2 separate regions of the Homo sapiens genome follow, and region 2 is linked to region 1. A link is an interaction called in ENCODE POLR2A ChIA-PET data of the cell type or tissue named here. Cell type or tissue: OCI-LY7. All regions are shown on one strand. Links, peaks and the distances in the headings refer to the core of each region. The heading gives the core; the rest is flanking DNA. Region 1 overlaps NUMB (NUMB endocytic adaptor protein). Region 2 overlaps PSEN1 (presenilin 1).

What was found. ChIA-PET counts read pairs that join two places held together with the same protein. Peaks named below come from ENCODE experiments on the same cell type or tissue, not always from the same donor. Only the 100,000 strongest peaks of a DNase experiment are listed, where the experiment ranks them.
Region 2: POLR2A ChIA-PET joins it to region 1 with 5 read pairs; 4 of 35 experiments call an interaction of 5 or more read pairs at or near these places.

The regions. Positions count from the first base shown.
Region 1 is chr14:73,294,900-73,311,903 of GRCh38, forward strand. NUMB (NUMB endocytic adaptor protein) reads right to left here. Exons shown (of 13, transcript NM_001005743.2): 7 at 2,312-2,386. Among named protein-coding and RNA genes, the nearest start is that of PAPLN-AS1, 57 kb to the left of the region's middle. In OCI-LY7, for the core only: no CTCF peak of the experiment used is centred there; a DNase peak (open chromatin) is centred at 8,602; H3K4me3 peaks cover 1,160 bases; H3K27ac peaks cover 1,887 bases.
Region 2 is chr14:73,188,437-73,196,436 of GRCh38, forward strand. PSEN1 (presenilin 1) reads left to right here. Exons shown (of 12, transcript NM_000021.4): 7 at 4,208-4,428. Among named protein-coding and RNA genes, the nearest start is that of PAPLN, 45 kb to the right of the region's middle. In OCI-LY7, for the core only: no CTCF peak of the experiment used is centred there; no DNase peak of the experiment used is centred there.

The sequences.
Region 1 (17,004 bases), core at 4,693-12,692:
GAGCCCAGGGGTTCGAAACCAGCTTGGGCAACATAGTGAGAACCCATCTCTAAAAAAAAAAAAAAAAAAAAAATTATCTCAGCCTAGGAGGCTGAGGCTGCAGTGAACTATGTCTGTGCCACTGTACTCCAGCCTGGGTGACAGTATAAGGCACTGTCTCAAAAAAAAAAAAAAAAAAAAAAAGGTAGGAACACTATCAGAATCAAGATAGACATGAGTTGAGAGGTGGGATAGCAAGGCAATCTGACAGAGCTTCTTGCTCAAAGGTTAAGGGCTTCAGATTTCAGCTTCTGTTTCATAAAAATTTGTGCAGATCATGGCATGGTGTTATCACCAATACTGATCCCAACATGGTATTAGTTCCCGCTTATAGTGAAATACAAGGTGGGAAGATGGTCCCAATGGTGACAAGCCACCAATGACTACTAATTACTACTATTCAGTGTGGAAAAAACTAAACTAATGAATGCCAGTGGTGTAAGTAGCCACAAGGGGGCAATATCACTTTCCAACTATTGTATAAAACAATTAAATACATAGCTTTCAAGTATAACAAATTTCATCCAAACACTAATGAAAACTACACAAGTTCCAAAAAATAATTAAAATGATCACTGTTTCCAACAGTAATGTACTAAAAGTGAAGACTATTGCTTCTCTTGAACTTAAAAAAAAGTATGCAATGTAATAAGGTCAAATAACTAAAATGCAGCTATATTAAACCACTTGAAATTTACCAGGCAAGTTGCCTATCAAAACTGCTTTTTACCTGCCAGACTTTCTCCCCTTTCAGTGGCATTTGAATTTTTTTTTTTTAATTATCTTCTTGTTAAATTTCTTCCTGACTTTAGGTATTCTAGGAAATTTTAATTAACAATTAAATGTACTTATATAACACCCTATGCTTTCTAGGGGTAGAGCTGTGTGTCTATTCTTATTTAGGCATTTAGGATCACTGTCTCTCAAATGCAAAATGGTACCTATGATTTGAGATATTATTTGGATTCTAAGTAAATGTTAACCAAAGAGCCATTCACTAGTCCTTAAGATGTCACTTAAATTGAGTTTTGAGTCAAAAGCCAGGTTAATTAGTTCAAATATCATTTTCTTAAAATAGTGTTTTCTTCAGAGCAAGAAGAAATTTCAGATGTGGAGTCCATCTTTTTTTAATTTTAAAACATGGTAAAAGGATAGTCTATCATCTATTGTATCAAATTTGTGAGAGTGGAAACTTATTAAAAAATATATAAGAACAAAAATAGGCCACGAGCGGTGGCTCATGCCTGTAATCCCAGCACTTTGGGAGGCCAAGGCGGGTGGATCACTTGAGGTCGGAAGTTCAAGACCAGCCTGACCAACATGGTGAAACCTCATCTGTACCAAAAATACAAAAATTAGCGGGGCATGGTGGTCTGTGTTTGTAATCAGCTACTTGGGAGGTTAAGGCAGGAGAATCGTTTGAACCCAGGAGGTGGAGGTTGCAGTGAGCTGGGATCGTGCCACTGCACTCCAGCCTGGGCAACAAGAGTGAAACTCCATCTCAAAAAAAAAAAAAAAAGAACTCAGATCTTAACACTAAATGCTAATGCTTAGTACCTTAGACATGCTATGTCATGTAGAACAATATGTTGAGAGAATACTATTTCTCATAAAGTAAATGAGTAACTAAAGTGGTTTCCTGAACGTTAAATAGTCTCTCAGGAGATTGTACTTTGGACTAAGTGGAAGGATAAAGCTTCAACAATATAATACCCTTCAACAGCTTAAGGGTATTATATTTGATCATTAGAGATTTTAAAAAACATATGAGCAGTCCCATTTAAGCTTATAAGAATCTTACCTTAGGCCAGGCGTGGTGGCTCACTCCTGTAATCCCAGCACTTTAGGAGGCTGCCGGTGGATCACCTGAGGTCAGGAGTTCGAGATCAGCCTGGCCAACATGGTGAAACCCCGTATCTACTAATAATACAAAAATTAGCCAGGCGAGGCCGGGCGCAGTGGCTCACACCTGTAATCCCAGCACTTTGGGAGGCCGAGGTGGGCGGATCACCTGAGGTCAGGAGTTCGAGACCAGCCTGACCAACATGGAGAAACCCCATTTCTACTAAAAATACAAAATTAGCTGGGCATGGTGGCACATGCCTGTAATCCCAGCTACTAGGGAGGCTGAGGCAGGAGAATCGCTTGAACCTGGGAGGTGGAGGTTGCGGTGGGCCGAGATCGTGCCATTGCACTCCAGCCTGGGTGACAAGAGTGAAACTCCATCTCCAAAAAAAATAAAATAAATCAAAATAAAAATAAAGAATCTTACCTTAGTTTTTTCATCCACAACTCTGAGTCCATCTGCTGAGACCCACAGAACTGCTTTAACTGCTTTCTTTCCAGTCTTTTAAGAGAAACCAAAAAGGGGAGGGGGAGATACACATATATAATATTAAAAAAATGTCATCTTCCACAGAAAACACTGACTCTGCCTTCCAAAAGTCACAAGTACAGATGGAGTCCAAGTTCAGGAGTGGTGCCCAAACCCAGATACTCAAACCAAACTGCAGAAACATTCAGGAAAAAACAAGCCAAAGCCATTATTTTAGAAACACAACGCAAAACAATAAGATAAAATTAAGTAAAAGGGAAGTAACAGATGGAATAAAAACCAAGATATCACATTCCATAAAGGGCAAAGAATTCATAACTAGATTCTTCACCCATTTAAAAAAATCAACCAAGAAAACCAGAGTCAGATAATTATTAAATACATAAGGAGTTACACCACAAGTAGCGTCCACAAGTGTATTTAGAGCAGGAAGTAACATGTCTAAATTGAGATGTTGACCATTCTACTATCCTATGACCCCCAGTATGTTATAGCAGGACCCTTGGTCACCTAAAATTTTCACGTTAAAAACACAGTAAGTCTTCATTATTCTATTAACAGTCTTTAAAAAGCCATTATTTGTTCTCTCAGAGTTAACACAGACATTTTTCCTAATAATTTTTTTTTTTTCTTGAGACAGAGTCTCACTCTGTCGCCCAGGCTGGAGAGCAGTGATGCGATATTGGCTCACTGCAACCTCCCCATCCCGGGTTTAAGTGATTCTCCTGCCTCAGCCTCCCGACTAGCTGGGATTACAGGCACCTGCCACCATGCCCGGCTAATTTTTGTATTTCTAGTAGAGACGGAGTTTCACCATGTTGGCCAGGCTGGTCTGGAACTCCTGACCTCAAGTGATCCGCCTGCCTCAGCCTCCCAAAGTGCTGGGATTACAGGTGTGAGCCACTGTGCCCAGCCTCTAATAATTTTAGAGACGAGGTCTCACTGTGTTGCCCAGGCTGGAGTGCAGTGGCTATTCACAGGTATGATCATAAAGCATTACAGCCTTGAACTCCTGGGCTCAAGTGATCCCCTTGTCCCAGCCCCACGTGTAGCCAGGACTACAAGTGTGCACCACTGTACCCAGCCTTGGCTTGGTTTTTAATTTGACATTAAATTCATGGAGACATTTTGGGGACACAGGAAGATTTAAAAACTACTGAAAAAATAATTTTCTTTTTATTGGCTCAGAAAATACTTTTTGGCACATGAGAATCACATGAGAACAAGCTGATGCATAATTCCTCCTGTGATGGAATGTAATAGTAATTTAACAGTGTCCTTTCTTTTTAACTGCCTCAAGGATACAGCAAAATAAAACAAAAGCAATATGAAGGCTGAGAATAGGTATCAGATTATCATAAAAAGTATAGATCAAAAGGAATCTGGTGCTAAGGTTGGCGCAGCAGCCTCTAGAAGCGACAAGGGAGACTTTTAGAACTACCATTCTCCTCTATAAGTGATCCAAGCCCAGGAAAACTTGATATGAGGACATGGCCTTACTGAAATAACCTGTGATCCACTCGGCCTCATCATCTCCACCACCACCATAAATTTGATGAGTGCCTATAATATGCCAGCCAGTGGAAATACCTGGAAGGTTACTGAAAGGCAACAATCAGACAAAAAATAAAGAATACCGTAGGTAAATGCTACAGTAGAGCTGAGAACAAGGTACAATGATGTCAGAAAAAAGGTATAATCAAATCTCTTTGTGGAATTGGGGAAGGTTATACAAAGGAGAAGACTGAACTGGGTGCTGGAATAATTTTTCTTGATGCTTAGGTAGGGGTAGGGAGACAGGGAAGTAACAGAGGTACTGGACATGCCAGGCAGAAGAAACAGCAGTACAGGACATGGAAGCAAACAACATGGCAAGTCTGGGGCTCTATAAATATTTCAGTATGGCTTGGTAAGTAGACTTGGCAATGGGAAAGGCGTAATGGGAGATAGAGTAGGAAAGGCCTAATCACAGAAGGCCTTCTATTCCTGATAAGGACTTTGATCTTGATTCTATGGGCAAATTAGAAGCTACTCTGTAAATATTATTACAATGAATTGAATTTAGGTTAAGGAGATTAGCCTTGGTAGTATGGGTATGCTTCATCCAATCAGTTGAAGGCCTCAAGAGCAAAAACTGAGGTTTCCTGGAGAAGAAACCCTGCCTGAGTTTCCAGCCCGTTGGCCTGCTTTACAGGTATCAGACTTGCCAGCCTGCCAGCCCCTACAATCACGAGTGAATTCTTAAAATAGATAATATGTATATATATGTCATATATGTATCATATATGTCATATATATGACATGACATATGTCATGTCATATATATGATATGACATATATATGTCATATAATATGACATATCTCCTAGCGGTTCTGTTTCTTTGGAGGATCGTGATACAGAAGTAGAAGTTAGACTAGAATGGGTCGAGAAGTAAATGAAAGGCAAGAAGAGTCTACAAGTATTAAATACTTTTTTTTACAAAGCTTTTCTATAAAAAGGAGAGCTGCAGGGCAATAAGACACAGGCAGAGCATCAAGGGAAGTCTGTAAGAATTGTGATAAACTAGCATGTTATACTTGAAATAGAATGGGCTTTGGATTAAGACAAATATGAGACTGAATTCAGCGCTACTATTCATAAGCTAAGAAAGTTATGTAGCCCACTGAGCTTCCATCTCTTCATCCGTAAAATATTTGTAGTTTGTTAAAAGGATTAGATATTATATACAGTACCTGGAATTTAAATAGGGTAACAATTAGTAGCCATTATCATCATTATATTATTAATAAACTTTTAAAAACCTCTCCCAATAGTAAAGCAGAATTCTTAAAAGAGTGATATACATTTTCAACAATGACATCCTCTTCACGTGCTGAATGGGAAAAGCCAGTGGAACAATGGAAACGGAAGGCCCAAGAAAAAGAGAAGAGTAATTTAGAGAACAAAGTCCAACAAAATGCAGGGTGAGATGGGGCTAGAATACAAGTTTTAGACAGGAGGAGAGATGTCCATTCCTATGAAATGGAGGGATAAAGTGAGGCCGAGTAGAGATGAAGACAGATTTGTAAAGGAGGGAGTAGCAAGTGGAGGAAATTCACTCTGGAGAACCATAAATTCATCTGTGAATTTATGGTTTTAATTTACCTGCTTTACTTTGCTGGGGAGAGGAAAGACGACAGGCAGAGTAAAATATTAAAGATTTAGAACAGTAGTATGGAGGCAGTCTAGTACGGTGACTAGGAACCAAGCTGTTGTTTGGATTTGAATTCTGGTTCTGCAAGTTACTCCTAGTATGATCAAAGGCAGGTTAATTTAACTTCTCTATGCTTCACTTTCTACATCTGTATAATGATGTTAATAATCTCATATACCTCATAGGGTTACTGTGAAGATTAAACGAATTAATGTATACGAAAGGTTTAGAACAAGGACGGTCATATAATTTACTCTACAAACTGGGAACCCTTTGAAAATGAAAGAGATGACTCGTCATTTACATTAGGTATATCTCCTAATGCTATTCCTCCCCCCTCCCCTCACCCCACAACAGGCCTCGGTGTGTGATGTCCCCCTACCTGTGTCCAAGTGTTCTCATTGTTCTAGAACTTAAAGTACAATAAAAAAAAGGAGAGATGACTATTAAAACTGATAAATGGGTGTTATAATAGGGCTGTTCCAGGCAAATTGGTAGAAGAGTCATTCACCAGCAACAGTAACTGCTCATATTTAACCAACCCTCATGTAACATTTAGTATTTTGCTGGAAGGTAAGCTCCATGAGGGCAAGGTTTCTTCCATCTATCATTCACTGCTGTATCCCTGGAACTTGAACAACATCTGGAACAGAGTAGCAGTTCAAGAAATATTTGTTGAAAGAAAAAATACGCTAAATATCTGTTGTAGGAAACAGGAGACAGCTGACCAGTGATATACAACATTGCCAAATGGCACTGACAATCCTAAGATATTTAAATTTGCAGTTTAATCAATCTGCTCATTGTATAATTGTAGCCTGCAGTGTTCAGTATCTGAGGCAACAGATAGGACTACTTCAAGGTTGGAAGACTGAAGAAGGGAAAAATAAAAGGTCAGTTTAGAATGGGACTGTTCTCCAGTTAGTCTCCTTACAATATTCAGGGAAATGTAACATTTTCTTGGCCCAATTATATGCTTGTTTGTTTGGAGACAGGGTCTTGCCTTGTTGCCCAGGCTGCCATACAAGTGGCACAGGACAGCTCACTGCAGCCTTGAACTCCTGGGCTCCAGTAATTCTCCCACTTCAGCCTCCCCAGTAGCTGGGACTACAGGCGTGCACTACCATACCCAGCTAATTTTTAAACAATTTTTTGTAGAGACAGGGTCTTGCCCTGCTGCCTAGGCTGGAGCACAGTGACATAATCATAATTCACTGCAGCCTTGAACTCCTAGGCTCAAGCGATCCTCCTGCTTTGGCTTCCCAAAGTGCTGGGATTACAGGTGTAAATCACCACACACATCCCAATTATATGGTTATAAAAACATGTGTGGCCGGGTGTGGTGGCTCATGTCTGTAATCCCAATACTTTGGGAGGCCAAGGCAGGTGGATCGCTTGAGGCCAGGAGTTCGAAACCAGCCTGGCCAACATGCTGAAACCCCATATCTACTAAAAAATACAAAAAATTAGCCAGGTGTGGGGGCACGTGCCTGTAATTCCAGCTACTCAGGAGGCTGAGGCAGGAGAATTGCTTGAACCTGGGAGGCAGAGGTTGCAGTGAGCTGAGATCACGCCACTGCACTCCTGCCTGGGTGACACAGCGAGACTCCATCTCAAAAATAAAAAAAAATAAAAAAAATTGTGCTTTTTGAGATAGGCCTTAATAATTTTATAGTATTGTACTAATGTATCAGTAAGGAATCATATTTGTCATATTTCATGGCCTCTGATCTCTCTGAAGAGGGGAAGAAAACAGATAATACGAATTCTTGTATTTGTTCATACTTCTGGGTGTGGGTTCTTGTACATCATTATAGTTTGCCACATTATAGTTATTTAAGTCAGGTACTGAAATATTAATGATTAGAGATGCCTATAGCTGAAATTAAGCCCAGCCTTCCTCTCACAAATTCTATAGTTGCAATACTTCCACATTTCTTTTTTTTTTTTTTTTTTTTGAGACGAGTCTTACTCTGTCGCCCAGGCTGGAGTGCAGTGGAGCAATTTAGTCTCACTGCAACCTCTGTCTCCTGGGCTCAAGTGATTCTCATGCCTCAGCTTCCCGAGTAGCTGGGATTATGGGTGCATGGCCCCACACCCAGCTAATTTTTTTGTATTTTTTTTGGTAGAGATGAGGTTTCGCCATGTTGGCCAGGCTGGTCTCGAACTCCTGACCTCAGGTGATCCGCCCACTTTAGCCTCTCAAAGTGCTGGGATTACAGGCATGAGCCACTGCGCCTGGCCAATACTTCCATATTATTTGTAAACTTGAGTCTTTCATTCTGACCATATAAACTAAGATTTCTGAGCACTTTTAAGAAAAGAAGATAAACATGGCTGAGAGAAGACTGTCTGCCCTAAAACTGTCTACTTGAAACCAGTACCCTAGGCCATCAGGCCGCAGTTAACTAATCAAAGGACTGAAAAAAAACTACATTAAATATCAAATGTAGAATTTACATACAGGCCGGGCACAGTGGCTCAAGCCTATAATCCCAGCACTTTGGGAGGAAGCCGAGGAGGGTGGATCACCTGACGTCAGGAGTTCGAGACCAACCTCACGAACATGGCGAAACCCCATCTCTACTAAAAATATAAAAATTAGCCGGGTGTGGTAGCAGGTGCCTGTAATCCCAGCTACTTGGGAGGGTGAGACAGGAGACTCCCTTGAACCCGGGAGGTGGAGGTTGCAGTGAGCTGAGATCGCACCATTGCACTCCAGCCTGGGCAACAGAGTGAGACTCCATCTCAAAAAAGAAAGAAACAAAGAAAAAAAAGAATTTACATACATCTTAGTGGCACAAACACCTCTTTAAAAAGACAACATGCTGGCCAGGCATGGTGGCTCATGCCTGTAATCCCAGCACTTTGGGAGGCCAGGGCCAGTGGATCACCTGAGGTCAGGAGTTTGAGACCATCCTGGCCAACATGGTGAAACCCCGTCTCTACTAAAAACACAAAAATCAGCCGGGCGTGGTGACATGCGCCTGTAGTCCCAGCTGCTCTGGAGGCTGTGGCAGGAGAATTGCTTGGACCCAGGAGGCAGAGGTTGCAGTGAGCCAAGCAAGATCACACTACTGCACTCCAGTCTGGGTGACAGAGCGAGACTCCATCTCAAAAACAAAACAAAACAAAACAAAAAAAAAACATGCTTCAGGAACTAATAAAAATGTGGAAGTGGCAACACAGATGTTCAGACATTCAGAATTATTTTATCATCGCTGCTCTAACACTTTCTACTTTAATAATAATTTCAGTTATAGGTAGAATTCACACTGACAAATGTATCATGAAAAAGTTTCACAATAAAGACAAAAATCCTTTTTTTTTCAAAGAAAACCGATCTAACATGGACAGAACTTTAGTAACTTGGAATTTAAATTGGTGAAATCTGAGCAGAAGGATCAAGCTAACCAAAAGTGAAAAATGAAAGTATAACTTTCTCAAGTAATTACTCTACACTATAAATATCCAGCTTAGTATTTTAAAATTATTATCTTCCTTAAAACCTTTTATTATGGGTAGATATAAACCAATATAGCAACTAAGCAGGTTCTGACACTGAAGAAAATAGCAACATACAGTGGATCTATTACAAATTACTAAATCAGGAAACTTGTACCAGAAGAGAAATGCACAGGTAATCTTAACACGAAAAAAATTGGTGAAGGAACATAAAATGGAAAATGGCACAGAAATAGTAACAAGCTCAGCACACTGTAAGATGACTTTCTCCTAAATATAAAAGCTACGTACAGTAAAAGGCAACTGAAATAACCAATTGCTATCTACCTATCTCCAGGCTTTGTTTCTTTAAGTAGAAACCACTGTTTCTTTCTTTCTTTCTTTCTTTTTTCATTAGAGACAGGGTCTTATTCTGACACCCAGGCTGGAGCACAGTGGTGTGATCACAGCTCACTGCAGCCTCAAACTCCTGGGCTCAAGTCATCTACCCACCTCAGCCTCCTGAGTAGCTGGGAGACCACAAGTAAGTACCACCACACCTGGCTACTTTTTTATTTTTATAGAGATGGTCTTGCTATGTTGCCCAGGCTGGTCTCAAGTTCTGGCTTCAAGTGATCCTCCCACCTCAGCCTCCCAAAGTATTAGGATTACAGATGTGAGCCACTATGCCCAGCTGAAACCACTTTTTAAAAATAAATTGAAAAAGGATGAAAATGACAAGTTGGTGATATACATGGTAGGTGGAAAGATTCTTACACTGCTCTTTTATTTCATCAGTATAATTAATGTTATCCTTAGGAGAAATGAGTTGGAGTTGGAGGAATGAGTTTTGTTTTGTTTTTTTTGAGGCAGAGTCTTGCTCTGTCGCCCATGCTTGGAGTGCGGTGGTGCGATCTCGGCTCATTGCAACCTCCACCTCCTGCGTTCAAGCGATTCTCCTGCCTCAGCCTCTCAAATGGCTGGGATTACAGGTGCCTGCCACCACGCCCAGCTATGGCTAATTTTTGTATTTTTAATAGAGAAGGGGTTTCACCATGTTGGCCAGGCTGGTCTTGAACTGCTGACCTCAGGTGATCCGCCCACCTCAGCCTCCCAAAATGCTGGGATTACAGGTGTGAGCTACCGCGCCTGGCCGAAATGAGTTTTTAAATTGTTGAAATTAGGGATTAGCAACCGTTTTTTGTGAAGGACCAGACAACAAAATATTTTAGGCTTTTCAGGACATATGATCTCTATTGCAACTACTCAACTCTATCATTGCACAAAAGCAGCCATAACAATATGTACACAAATGGGCATGACTGTGTTCCAATAACATGTTATTTACAAAAACAAATACAGTAGTGGGCCATAGTTTGCGACATCTGATACAATCACAATCTCTATAATTAATTGAATCTTCTTGGAAAGATAATTCATTATACTGAAATATTAGACCTGTTGGAACTGTGTCCCCGAATTCATTTTCTTTTTTTTTTCTGACAAATGTATTTATATCCTACCTATTTTAAGGTGCCATCCAACTCTAAAATTCTATGATCCCCAAGATCACCAGTGAGATAAGAGCATGCCATTAATTAACAAAAATAAAAATGACATTTGGAGGCAAGACAGCTCTGCGGGCATACGCTAGGTAAGAGCAAAAGGGTTAAGCAGATGTTCTAATGTAAGCTGAAGTGAAGAAATGCTATAAAGACACATGGAAACATCATTTTGCATAGCTTTGAAATATTAAGAAGCAACAGCAGCAAACAGACCAATTAGGGCAGAGCAAGTCACTCTCAGAACAACAGTGATTTGCAATTCTACTGTGCAAAGTTCCTTCAGCTACAAACCAAAGAGGTCTTCAAAGGTTCCCAATGTGTAAAGAATCACTGGTCAGTCTTTCCGTCACATCTACACAGAGGCAGGCATTACAGAGTAATGGTGATATATAAACCAGGGAACCATGATACAGTGTGCCTTGTAATAAACAAACGAGACTTTTTTCAGAGGAAACCCAGCTTCATTGCTTTTTAAATCAGAAAAGAAAAGCCTTGAAGTCTATAATTTAATATTTGAATTTCTGAACAGAATGGTGTAATCAATAAATTTTGTCTTATAATTCCAAAATCCAGTGAATATACCCCAAAGAACAAAGCAGTGAAAGGACAGAAACACAACTTTCTTCAGGATTTGAGATTGTACTGTGCTCAGGAAGAGTACAATAACTTTTAGTCTCAGACACTAAGGTTCATTATTCCTGTACTTTCTTAAATGAGAGGGGCACTTAAAGGCTTTTAGGAAAACACAAGGATGGAGCATGTCATGAACTACACAGTAAAGGAGAGATTTTGGGGAGGCAATTTAGCTCTTCTAGTTTGCCAAATCACTTCAATTGGGGGAGGGGAGACCTAGGGATTATTCCAATATTAAGTTCATATTTCAAAGGTATATAGTAGCTGAAATGAAAATTCTAGAGGCATCTCAAATTCAACCTGTCCAAAACCAAATTTATCCCTTCTCACAATGAGTGATTCCACCAACCCCTTGGTCATCCATGAACGAAATCTGGGTCTCATCTTCTGTTTCCTTCTCAACACCCCTAGGTTGAATGAATGAATGAATGAATGAGTGTGGAACATGTTTTCTCTCATCCCAATGTCCCTGATAGTGCTGTTCCTTCTGTCTGAAATCTCTTTCTCTTCTAAGTTAGTTTAACTGGAATTCATAGTTTTTAGGCTCAGCCCTAGGTGTCATCTCCTCCTAGAAGCCTTCATTACAACCTTTCACATTCACTCTTCCTTTTTGCTCCTGGAGCACCTGTTACTGTCACACAATTTGGTAACCATGTCTTTACCTATCTGATTCCTCCCACAACAGGGTGAACTTGAGCAGTACATTTCTCATTCATTCCTTTACGCATTAATTCAAATATTTTGGAGCAGCTACTATGGACCACAAATTATTCTAGGTACTGAAGATTCAGCAGTAAACAAAACAGGTGGAGATCACTGTCCTCACAGAGCTTACATTTCAGTGAGGAAGAGATAAGCAAGTAAAATGTATGGTATGACACACAGTGATAAACCCTATCAGATAAAAATAAAGCTAGGGGTCAGGCGTGGTGGCTCACCCCTATAATCCCAGCACTTTGGGAGGCCAAGGCGGGTGGATCACGAGGTCAGGTGATTGAGACCACCCTGGCTAACACAGTGAAACCCTGTCTCTACTGAAAATACAAAAAATTAGCTGGGTGTGGTGGCGGGCACCTGTAGTCCCAGCTACTCGGGAGGCTGAGGCCAGAGAATGGCATGAACCCGGGAGGCGGAGCTTGCAGTGAGCCGAGATTGCGCCACTGCACTCCAGCCTGGGCAACAGAGTGAGACTCTGTCTTTAAAAAAAAAAAAAAAAATAGCTAGGAATTGGGAGTGTGTGTGTGTCTGGGGGAGAGTGGTGTTTGGATTTTTTAAGAAGTTGTCAGTAAATGCCTGAGAATGGGGCTTTTGAGTGAAGGGAAAGAGATGAGGAAGTGAGCCACACATATATCTGGATGATGTGCGTTCCAGACTAGAGGTTACAGCAAGTACAAAGGCCCTGAGGTGAAAGCGTGCCTGGTTTGTTTAAGGAATACTGAGGAGGCTAGTGTGGCTGGAACAGAGGGAGCAAGAGGAAGGCTAGGAGGAGATAAAAGAGGAAAAAGAGGGGATTCATATGCAATGGCCTACAAGGCCTAAAAGACTGGCTTTTACTCTGAGTAGGTCAGGAAGCTACTGGAGGACATGGGACAGTGAAGCAACATAATCGGGCCTCTGTCTTTTTTTTTTTTTTTTTTTTTTGAGACGGAGTCTTGCTCTGTTGCCCAGGCTGGAGCACAGTGGCACGATCTTGGCTCACTGCAAGCTCCGCCTCCCGGGTTCACGCCATTCTCCTGCCTCAGCCTCCCGAGTAGCTGGGACTATAGGCGCCCGCCACCACGCCCGGCTAATTTTTTTGCATTTTTAGTAGAGACGGGGTTTCACCGTGTTAGCCAGGATAGTCTCCATCTCCTGACCTCGTGATCCGCCCGCCTCGTCCTCCCAACGTGCTGGGATTACAGGCGTGAGCCACCGCGCCCGGCCGGGCCTCTGTCTTAAAAAGATCACTCGGGTTGATCTCTCAAGAGGGGATGGCAGGAGGACAATAATGAAAGCAGGGGTAGTAGGATGCTAGTAGGATGCTACTGCAATGGTTCAGATAAGAGGAGATGCTGGCTTGGACCAGGGTAGGAGTGGTGGAGATAGTGAGAATTGATTAGGTTCTTGAAGGCTGAAGCAGACAGGAACTGTTGATGGAGTGGATGTAGGGTATAAGAAAAAGAGAAGTCAAGGTCAAATCCAGGGTTTGGCTAGAGCATAGGGACAGAGATGCTGTATATTGAGACTGGGAAAGACTAGGAGAGAAAGATCCTTCTCTCCTTGGGGGAATTTGATTTGTGACATATTAAAGTGTGAGGTGACTAGCAGATATCGAAGAGAAAAAGTTTAATAATGATGATATTGACACCTATCTACCAAAACAGGCCATTTGGTGCTCTTCACTCATATTTATTCATCTAATCTTCACAACAATCACATGAAGTAGGCATTAATCGCAAAGCTAGTAAATGCAAGTAATCTGGCCCCAAAGGCTGGGACCTTGATTCCTATGCTATATTGCTTGTAAGACGGAAATACCATTATGGAGTTCAGGGGAGATGTATGGAGATATAAATTTCAAAACCATCAGCATATATTACATAAATGATATTTAAAGCCATCACACTGTGGATGAGATCATTAACAGGTGTAGGCTGAGAAGAGTCCACAGACGAAGGGGAGAACTGGGAAAGTATGATCCCTGAACTCCAAATGAATAGTGTTTCAAAGGGGAGTGAGAGATGGGCTATGTGAATTGCTGCTGATAGTCTGAGTAAGGCGATAGGACTACTGGAATAGTAATACAAAAGAAGATAAGGGCAGCCGTGGTGGGGTGGCAGAGGTAAAAGTTGTGGAGATGATTAAATGGGTTCAACAGAAGAAGGAACTGAGGGTACCAAGAAGAAACCTTTTTTTAAAAAGAAGATGGTATATTTTTATGCTAATGGATGATCCACTAGAGAAAGAAAACTGATTATAGAGGGGAGAGGGGGTAGCATTGCCAGAATAAGTAAGAGTTGGAATAAGAAGAATCTGGTGGAGGAGTTGGCCTCTGTGAGGAACACAGATAGTTCATCCCTTGAATGGGAGGGAAACAATATATGAGCACAGATGCACTTTTAAAGAATAGGATCCAATACCCAAAAGAATATAAATCATTCTACTATAAAGACACTTGCACATGTATGTTTACTGCAGCACTATTCACAATAGCAAAGACTTGGAACCAACCCAAATGCCCATCAATGACAGACTGGATAAAGAAAATGTGGCACATATACAGTATGGAATACTATGCAGCCGTAAAAAAGAATGAGTTCATGTCCTTTGTAGGGACATGGATGAAGCTGGAAACCATCATTCTCAGCAAACTAACACAGGAACAGAAAACCAAATACCACCTGTTCTCACTCATAATTGGGAGTTGAACAATGAGAACACATGGACACAGGGAGGGGAACACCACACACTGGGGCCTGTCAGAGAGTTGGGGGCAAGGGGACAAATACCTAACACATGCGGGGTTTAAAACCTAGATGACAGGTTGATGGGTGCAGCAAACCACCATGGCACATGTATAACTATGTAACAAACCTGCATGTTCTGCACATATATCCCAGAACTTAAGGTATAATAATAATAATAATAATAATAATAATAATAATAATAAAAATAGGATCCAGAATGAAGATAAGCACTAAGTACAAGTTGTCATAGAGGAGAAAATTTAGGAAATATAAAATAGAATGTAGATTTGAATATACTAATTCAAGAGTGGAGTCATAAATGCCATGAAATCCTTTACTCTCAGGAATTAGGTTAAAACAACATAACAACATATTACTTTTCAACCATGCATTCTCTAAAACTTAACCATTTCTAATGGTGCCATTTAGCAATTGTAAAAACATAAAAACTTGAAAAACTATATTTGGCAGTATATTAACAGGATCTGTTAGAACAGATATTATAATATTTTTGGTGATTTTTATACAGTCAGAAGTGGTTGCTACAAAGAAAAATAAATCAAAGTGACATAACCCAGAGAGGAGTTCACAAACTCAAATGCCTACAAGAATTAAAGGCACATAACAAATGAGTGAAGCAGGGACAACAGGGAGTTGCAGGGATTGTGGCGAATAGGCAAAGGGCATAGCTGCTACTCAGGTCAGGAAACTGTTGCCACACAGAAAGCATATTGTTTTGCCAGGTCTGCTAATTCTTAAGATAAATGTCCTACTGAAAAGTAGGATATTTATTGAAAGTTCTCAATGTTTAAAATATTTGCAACTAATTCAAATTTATAAACTGTGTGCAGGCCATACAATCCATGTTTGTGGAAGTATTCAGGCCATTGGGCTGTCTAGCGTCCTCTGCATTAGACACTTCTCCATTCATTATAATTAAGGCATACCCGAGGAAAGCAGAGGAATGCTTTTTGAATGACAGAACATCAACATGGGGTAGATGAAAGAACTTTGCACTAAGTTTCAGAAAACCTTGCTTTCAGTGTAGGCACTGCCATTTAGTATTAGCTGGGTGAACTCTCTGAGCTTCTGTTTATTCATTTGTAAAATGCAGTTTCATGAACTACCCTGTCCAATTCACTGAACTGTTATGAATGGCAAATTAGAAAGTAGGTCAAAGCACATAATAAACTATAAAGCTCTATATAAATACAAGTAAATGGCTTTAAAAAGAGATCTAATAGGGTGGCCTAAGAATATTTCCTGTCTCTATGTTGAGTCAGTTTCTTCATAAAATGGGAATACAGATTACTTAGTTCATAGGGTTCCTCAAATACATTAAAATTATAAAAACATTTTTTCAAATGTTAAGTGCCATGTAATTATTTGGTAATAAAGTATTTGCCTAGTATAGCCAACTATGAATGAAGCTGCATGTAATAATCCCTAAAAAGCTGAGTGCATTATTGGCTTTCCTAAGGCAATGAGCTATTTATTTATTTATTTATTTATTTTTGACATAGTCTCACTCTGTCACCCAGGCTGAAGTGCAGTGTCATGATCTGGGCTCACTGCAACCTCTGCCTACCCCCGGTGTTCAAGCGATTCTCTTGCCTCAGCCTCCTGAGTAGCTGGGATTACAGGCGCCTGCCATCACGCCTGGCTAATTTTTGTATTTTTAGTAGAGACGGGGTTTCACCATCCTGGCCAGACTCGTCTTGAACTCCTGACCTCGTGATCCACCTGCCTCAGCCTCCCAAAGTGCTGGGATTACAGGCATGAGCCACCGTGCCCGGCCACGGCAATGAGCAATTTAATTAGTTTGGAAAAAGTTATTTCAGGTCTTCGTTTTTTTGCCCCTCTTTTACAATGTTTGTAAGCTTACAATGGATTACAGGCCTGTAACAGACCCAGGTTTATCTGTTCCCTACTGCTAAAGTTTCTGGAGACACTGCTCCTGTCAGCTGGTGATGCAACAATAGGGAAGTGATGGTGGTCAGGTCCAAGAGGCAACTTCCGGAAAAGAAGGTTTTCCTGGCTATGAGTCATAAATTCAGAATCGGGGCAAACAATTCTTCTATCTACTTACTTTCACGTAAAAGTGTTTAATAAAAACACTTCTTGATTACTGTTGTTCTATTTATCCTGGATCATCAAATCATACATGATTCAAAGAATAACAAAGTATCAAAATTTATGAGGAACTGTACTGGATAAAAACTCCGTAACATATACTGTTCTGTAAGATGCTTCATTTTGAGGTTTCATCAAACCACAATTGACCTAGCAAACTCAATAAATCAAGTCTCTCTCACCAGTCTATTTCTCGTAGATTAGGGTGGAGATGA
Region 2 (8,000 bases), core at 1-8,000, 110 kb before region 1:
TGAGGTTGAAAGTTGGATACCAACCTGCGCAACATAACAAGACTTTGCCTCTACAAAAAATAAATTAGCCAGTTGTGGTGTGTGCATGTAGTTCTAGCTGCATGGGAGACTAAGGCGGGAGGATGGCTTCAGCCCAGGAATTCAAGGCTGCAGTGAGCTATGATTGCACCACTGCACCCCAGGCTGGGTGACTCAGTCTCTAAAAATAAATAAATAACTAAATCTCTAACATTATAAAATGTATGCATCTCATTCTAAAGGCCAATGTCATCCTCATAGGGAAGCTAGAAGCTTGCCTATTAAGGTCAGGAATGAGATGGAGGTTTTCTTTTCTTTCTTTTGTTTGTTTGTTTTTTGTTTTGTTTTTTCTGAGATAGAGTCTCACTCTGTCATCCAGGCTGGAGTGCAATGGTGTGATCTCGGCTCACAGGAACTTCTGCCTCCTGGGTTCAAGCGATTCTCCTGCATCAAGGCCTCCCAAGTAGCTGGGATTACAGGCACCTGCCACTATGCCCGGCTAATTTTTGCATTTTTAGTAGAGCAGGGGTTTCACCATGTTGGCCAGGCTGTTCTCAAACTCTTGACCTCAGGTGATCCACCTGCCTCCGCCTCCCAAAATGCTGGGATTACAGGCGTGAGCCACTGTGCCTGGCTGAGATGAAGGTTTTCTTTATCACCAATTATCTAGCATTGCTCTGGAGGGACTAGCAAACACAATTAAACAGGAGAAAGAAATACGAACTATATAATTTGGAAAAGAAGGTTAAATTACCAATATTTGGAGATAAAATGATTGTTTACTTTGTTTTAGAACTAACTGAAAACCAATTCAAATTACTAAGTAAGTTTGGTAAGGCAATTAATTGATTACAAAATTAAACAAAAGTCCCCTGTCTGGGTGCCGTGGCTCATGCCTGTAATCCCAGCACTTTGGGAGGCCGAGGCGGGTGGTTCACCTGAGGTTAGGAGTTTGAGACCAGCCTGGCCAACGTGGTGAAAACCCACCTCTACTAAAAATACAAAAAATTAGCCGGGCGTGGTGGTGGGTGCCTGTAATTCCAGCTACTCTGGAGGCTGAGGCAGGAGAGTGGCGTGAACCTGGGAGATGGAGGTTGCTGTGAGCCGAGATCGCACCATTGCACTCCCACCTGGGCAACAAGAGTGAAACTCCATTTCAAAAAAATAAAGTGAAAACACAAATCAATAACCTTCACATAAACAACTAGTTAGAAAACATAATAAAAGGATAAGTCCCATTTATGATAGCAGCAAAAAAGATTAAATATCTACGAGTAAACAAGAATTGTGCAAGCCCTGGACACTGGTGAAGCAGAGATGCCAGCTGAGGTCCTGCCCCCAGCTCCCCTTAAGCTGAGCAGTGTGGAGAACATCTTGCACAGGCTGCTGACTGCCTTCCAAGAAGCCCTTGACCTTTACCATGTGTTGGTCTCCCTTGACCGGGTGGGCACTGAGCAGTAGCAGGTGTAGACTGAGCTGGCCTCTAACTTCCTTTGGATCCACAGCCAGTTGTAGGCCAACAACGGGGTGGAGGGGTCTGATGTGGCTCCAGGCCCTCTCCAGCTCAGGTTACCCCTCCTTATGTACATTGTACTCAGAGCTGCTAGTGCAGGCTGTGCAGAGGAAGGCAGGGGACACTGAGGTCCAGCAGTCCCTGCTCCTGCTTCTGAAGAAATAGATATTTTAAGTGAATAAACTGACAGCTTAGAGGGGTAAAAAAGATAATATGCAAGATCTATTGAGAATTTTAAGGCTGGGTGTGGTGGCTCACACTTGTAATCTCACCTATTTGGGAGGCCGAGGTGGGAGGATCCTTTGAGCCCAGGGGTTCTAGACCATCCTGGGCAACATGGTTGAAACTCCATCTCTACAAAAAATACAAAACTTAGCCAGGCGTGGTGGTGCATGCCTGTAGCCCCAGCTGCTTGGGAGGCTGAGTCAGGAGGATCACTTGAGCCAAGGACTTTGGGGCTGCAGTGAACTGTGGTTGTGCCCTCTATCCAGGGTGACAGTCAGACCTTGTCTCTATTTAAAAAAAAAAAAAAAAAAAATTAAAATATGCTATCATTTGTGTCAAGTAGAAAAGTATATATATGACATGTATAGACTTTCTGGAAGGATGTACATGAAATTAATAGTAGTGCTTTCCAATCAGGCACGGTGGCTCACACCTGTAATCTCAACATTTTTGGAGGTGGAGACAGGAGGACTGCTTGAGCCTAGGAGTTCATAGCCAGCCTGGGCAACATAGCAAGACCCCATCTCAAGAAAAAGTAGTGCTTTCCTCTAAAGAGGGGAACCATGGGGCACAGTGGGGAGAAAACCTACTTTTCACAGTATCTGTTGTGAATTTTATATCTTATTCATGTGTTACCTGGCCAAAGATTAATAAATAGATTGTTTTTGTTTTTGTTTTTTAGTTTGAGGATACTGGAAATGCTTAATATAAATATCTACATCGTCCAGAAATTTCAATGTTTACTCTATTTTGGAATTTCAAAGTGGGAGAGGAATCATCTTTTTGGATGGTACCTGAAACTGAAAGTTTATGCCTAAAGGCGTGCTTGCTTTCTCCTCAGTTACCTCAGGCATCTTCTACAGTTGCAATCTCTTTGTTGTTAGATGGTGGATTTTGCCTCCCCAGAATTAAAATAGCATTTTCTTCATTATAAAAATACTTAACATTCATTGTTTTTTTAAAAAAGACATTATATAAGATTATAAAGAAGAAAAATGACCAGATTCCCACCACCTAAAGATAAGTCCTGTCATCCTTTCAGGAATTAATATATCAATTTCTCATCTACTCTTCTCTCACACTACTTTGCATAAATGGGATCATAAATGGGATCCTATATTTTTTCAAGCAACAGTGTGTTATGCCTATACTCCATGTTTATATGTGTGTATTAAAAAATGTATTTGTATATATGTGTATGTATAAGTGTGTGTGTGTGTATGATGATTCTTCTCCCGCTTTGAAGGTGAAAGAAAGCACACCTTTATTTAAGCATAAACTTTGGGTTTCAGATACTGTCTGGAAAAATGATTTATCTCCCACTTTGAAATTCCAAAATACGTACATATATTTTTTTTTTCTTTTCTTTTTTAGTTTTAGGGTCTTGCTGTGTTGCCCAGGCTGGAGTGCAGTAGTGTGATCATAGCTCACACAGCCTCTAACTCCCAGGCTCAAGCTATCTTCCTGCCCCAGCCTCCTGAGTAGCTGGGACTGCAGGCATGTGCCATCAACTTTAGCTAATTTTAAAATTTTTTTGTAGTGATAGAGTCTCACTGTGTTGCCCAGGCTCGTCTGGAATTCCTGGCCTCAAGTGATCCTCTCACCTCAGCCTCCCAAATTGCTGGGATTAGAGTGTGAGCCACTGTGCCTAGCCTGCATATATCTATTTTTAATGACTGCTAAATCTCATTGTATGAAAATTTATGTCCTAGCTATAAAATTTGTTAGCACATGTTTAATTTTTTCTAATTTCAGATGTTTTAAACTAATATTTCCCAAAGTATAGTATGGCATTTTAGGTATGATATGATCTTTTTTCCTCTTCGTACTCATTTTTATAGTTATGGCCTGTGCAACTGGTTTCCCATTTATATGAATGATACAGAGCTTCCTATTAAGAAAAAGTTCAGCTTGGGAAAAAAAAAGTGAATTGTTCAACTTGAGGGAAAAAAGTGAATTAATTGGCCAGGCACCGTGGCTCATGCTTGTAATCCCAGCACTTTGGGAGGCTGAGACGGGTGGATTGCTTGAACCCAGGAGTTTTAGACCAACCTGGGCAACATGTTGAAACCCTATCTGTACAAAAAAAATTAGAAAAATTAGCTGGGCATAGTGGCACACACCTGTTGTCCCAGCTACTTAGGAGGCTGAGCTGGGAAGACCACCTGATCTCCGGAGGTAAAGACTGCAGTGAGCCGTGATTGCACCACTTTACTCCAGCCTGGGCAACAAAATGAGACCCTGGCTCAAAAACAAAAACAAAAACAAAAAAAGAGTAAATTAATTTAAAGGGAAGTATTAAATAAATAATAGCACAGTTGATATAGGTTATGGTAAAATTATAAAGGTGGGATATTAATATCTAATGTTTGGGAGCCATCACATTATTCTAAATAATGTTTTGGTGAAAATTATTGTACATCTTTTAAAATCTGTGTAATTTTTTTTCAGGGAAGTGTTTAAAACCTATAACGTTGCTGTGGACTACATTACTGTTGCACTCCTGATCTGGAATTTTGGTGTGGTGGGAATGATTTCCATTCACTGGAAAGGTCCACTTCGACTCCAGCAGGCATATCTCATTATGATTAGTGCCCTCATGGCCCTGGTGTTTATCAAGTACCTCCCTGAATGGACTGCGTGGCTCATCTTGGCTGTGATTTCAGTATATGGTAAAACCCAAGACTGATAATTTGTTTGTCACAGGAATGCCCCACTGGAGTGTTTTCTTTCCTCATCTCTTTATCTTGATTTAGAGAAAATGGTAACGTGTACATCCCATAACTCTTCAGTAAATCATTAATTAGCTATAGTAACTTTTTCATTTGAAGATTTCGGCTGGGCATGGTAGCTCATGCCTGTAATCTTAGCACTTTGGGAGGCTGAGGCGGGCAGATCACCTAAGCCCAGAGTTCAAGACCAGCCTGGGCAACATGGCAAAACCTCGTATCTACAGAAAATACAAAAATTAGCCGGGCATGGTGGTGCACACCTGTAGTTCCAGCTACTTAGGAGGCTGAGGTGGGAGGATCGATTGAGCCCAGGAGGTCAAGGCTGCAGTGAGCCATGATTGCATCACTGTATTCCAGCCTGGGTGATAGAACAAGACCTTGTCTCAAAAAAAATTTGGTTTTTCAAGCTTTTTGAGGTTTTGACAAGCTGGCCAATATGGTGAAACCCCGTCTCTACTAAAAATACAAAAATTAGCTGGGTGTGGTGGCGTACCCTTGTATTCCCAGCTACTTGAGAGGCTGAGGCAGGAGAATTATTTGAACCCAGGAAGTGAAGTGGAGGTTGCAGTGAGCCGAGATGGTGCCACTGCACTCTAGCCTGGGTGACAGAGCGAGACTCTGTCTCAAAAAAAAAAAAAAAGCAAAAAAAAAAAAGCACAAGCAGAGTGGTAGACACACAAAATGCTCAATTCATTTTTTAAACGATTTTTTTCCTTTATATCTTACTGCAGAAGCTTTTTTCTTTTTTTTGAGACAAAGTCTTGCTGTGTCACCCAGGCTGGGGTGCAGTGGCACAGTCATAGCTCACTGCAACCTTGAACTCCCTGGCTCATGCGATCCTCCCACTTCAGCCTCTCAAGTAGCTAGAACTACAGGTGTGCACCACCATGCCTGACTAACTTGTTTATTTTTTGTAGAGAGAACGTCTTGCTATATTGCCTAGGCTGGTCTTGAACTCTTGGGCTCAAGCAATCCTCCTACCTTGGCCTCTCAAGGTATTGGGATTATAGGTGTGAGCCACTGCATCTGGCCTCAATTCACTTTTAAAATCAAAATTAGGTTACCTACTTTTTATAAGGTAATGTATAGAATTATTCTTTTAAAAATAAAACCGATTTGGACAGTGTGAGATTCACATTCTGTAACCACCAGTGTGACATGGGTCCTGAACAGTTAGAACATACTCCAGCCATTAACCCAGGCAGCTTTCAGGTACGTACTCTGTGGCTGTTGCCTTGTATGAAAGCCAAAAAGAGATCCATTTTCAGAGATTAATATGTGACCCCTTCTATATTATAAGGCCATGGCCATACTCTTTTTTTTTTCTTTTTGTTTTTTTCTTCCAAAGACAGGATCTCTCTCTGTCATCCACGCTAGAGTACAGTGGCATGAACGTGGCTTACTGCAGCCTCAAACCCTTGTCCTGGGCTCAAACAATCCTCCCACCTCAGCCTTCAAAGTAGATAGAACTACAGGCATGCACTACCATGCCTAATTTTTTAAAAAAAAATTTTTTTTCAGAGATGAGATCTCACTGTGTTTCCCAGGCTTGTCCGGAACTCCTGGCCTCAAGCGATCCTCCCACCTTGGCCTGCCAAAGTGTTGGGATTACAGGCATGAGCCACCATGCCTGGCCATACACTTTTTTTTTTTTTTTTTTTCAAGACGGAGTCTGGCTCTGTCGCCCAGACTGGAGTGCAGTGGCGTGATCTTGGCTCACTGCAAGCTTCGCCTCCCAGGTTCATGCCGTTCTCCTGCCTCAGCCTCCCAAGTAGCTGGGACTACAGGCATCTGCCACCACGCCCGGCTATTTTTTTGTATTTGTAGTAGAGACGGGGTTTCACCATGTTAGCCAGGATGATCTCGATCTCCTGACCTCATGATTCACCTGCCTCGGCCTCCCAAAGTGTTGGGATTACAGGCATGAGCCACCGTGCCCGGCCTGGCCATACACTTTTGTCATTATTTACATACTTACTAAAATGTTTGGTGGCCTGTAATAGGAAACATCATCCTCATTTGATTGACGAAGAAGTCTGTGGAAATAGGATTGAACTGGTTCTGTTCTTGTATTTGAGTAATCAGTTGTGGAACTATAGAAGTCATATACTCTCTCTGACTTTCATAATTACCTTATGTTGTATAGTACTTGATGGTTTGCAAAGTAACCATCTATTCTTGCTTAGCTGTGAGTAAGAATGCCAGGTCTGGAGACAGAATGTCTGGGTTCAAATTCTACTCATCACTTTTTATTTTTATTTTTTTTGAGATAGAGTCTCGCTTTGTTGCCCAGGCTGGAGTGCAGTGGCGTGATCTCAGCTCACTACAACCTCTCCCTCCCGGGATCAAGCGATTCTCCTGCCTCAGCCTTCCGAGTAGCTGGGACTACAAGTGCGCACCACCACGCCCAGCTAATTTTTGTATTTTTAGTAGAGACGAGGTTTTGCCATGTTGGCCAGGCTGGTCTCAAACTCCTGACCTCAAGTGATCTGCCTGCCTCAGCCTCCCAGAGTGCTGGGATTACAGGCTTGAACCACTGCGCCCAGCCTACTCATCACTTACTAGCTATTTGACCACACAAGTTACTCAACTCCTATGTCAGTTATGAAGATTAAATTAAATGATCCATTTAATACAATAATACACTTAGAACAATGTCTATCAGTAAATTTTTTTCTGTTTTAAGAAACAGGATCTCACTCTGTCTCCCAGGCTGGAGTGAAGTGGCACGATTATAGCTCACTGTAGCTTCAAAAGCCTGGGCTCAAGCAGTCCTCCTGTCTCAGCCTCCCGAGTAGATAAGACTACAGGCACAGGTTGGTGTTGACCTCCTAGCTTCAAGCAGCCTCCCAAAGTGCTGAGATTACAGGTGTGAGCCACTATACCCAGCCCAGTGTTATATTTTTGTATAATCCTATGAAGTATCAAGGCAGTTATTATCCCTGTTTTACTGCTAAGAAACTTGAAGTTTACAGAGGTAAATTATTTGCCTAAGCCTAAACTCTGATCTCGAATCTGAATCCCAAGTCCAATATTCTTTTCACCGTATTACAATATTTTTACCATCAACCCTCCATTCTGTCTGCACATCATACAAATGAGTATCTCTACAGAGCTTTGAGTTGCTTTTAAACAAAAGAGATTTTTGTACCCAATGTTTAGAGTAGTGATTCTCGGCTCCATTTTTACAAGATTTCAAGATTTAATTTGTCAAAAAAGTTCTGAAATTTTCAAAGCAAAAGCAATTTTAATTTAATTGCTCTAAAAAATAAGCAGATTTATCATTTAGCAATTCTTTAAGGGAGAGTGTATCATAAAACTGAAATAGTACTGAATGTGGCAGAATCAAACAAGTTGAAAATCTCATCACTTCAGAGCAGGGCAGACTTCTCATTCAAACAAATTGAGGTAGAAGTGGTGAGAGTAGAGATTTCTTTGTGTATGTGTGTTTTATTACTGTACTATATTATATTATAGTTCTATATATACTATATTATATTGTACATATATAT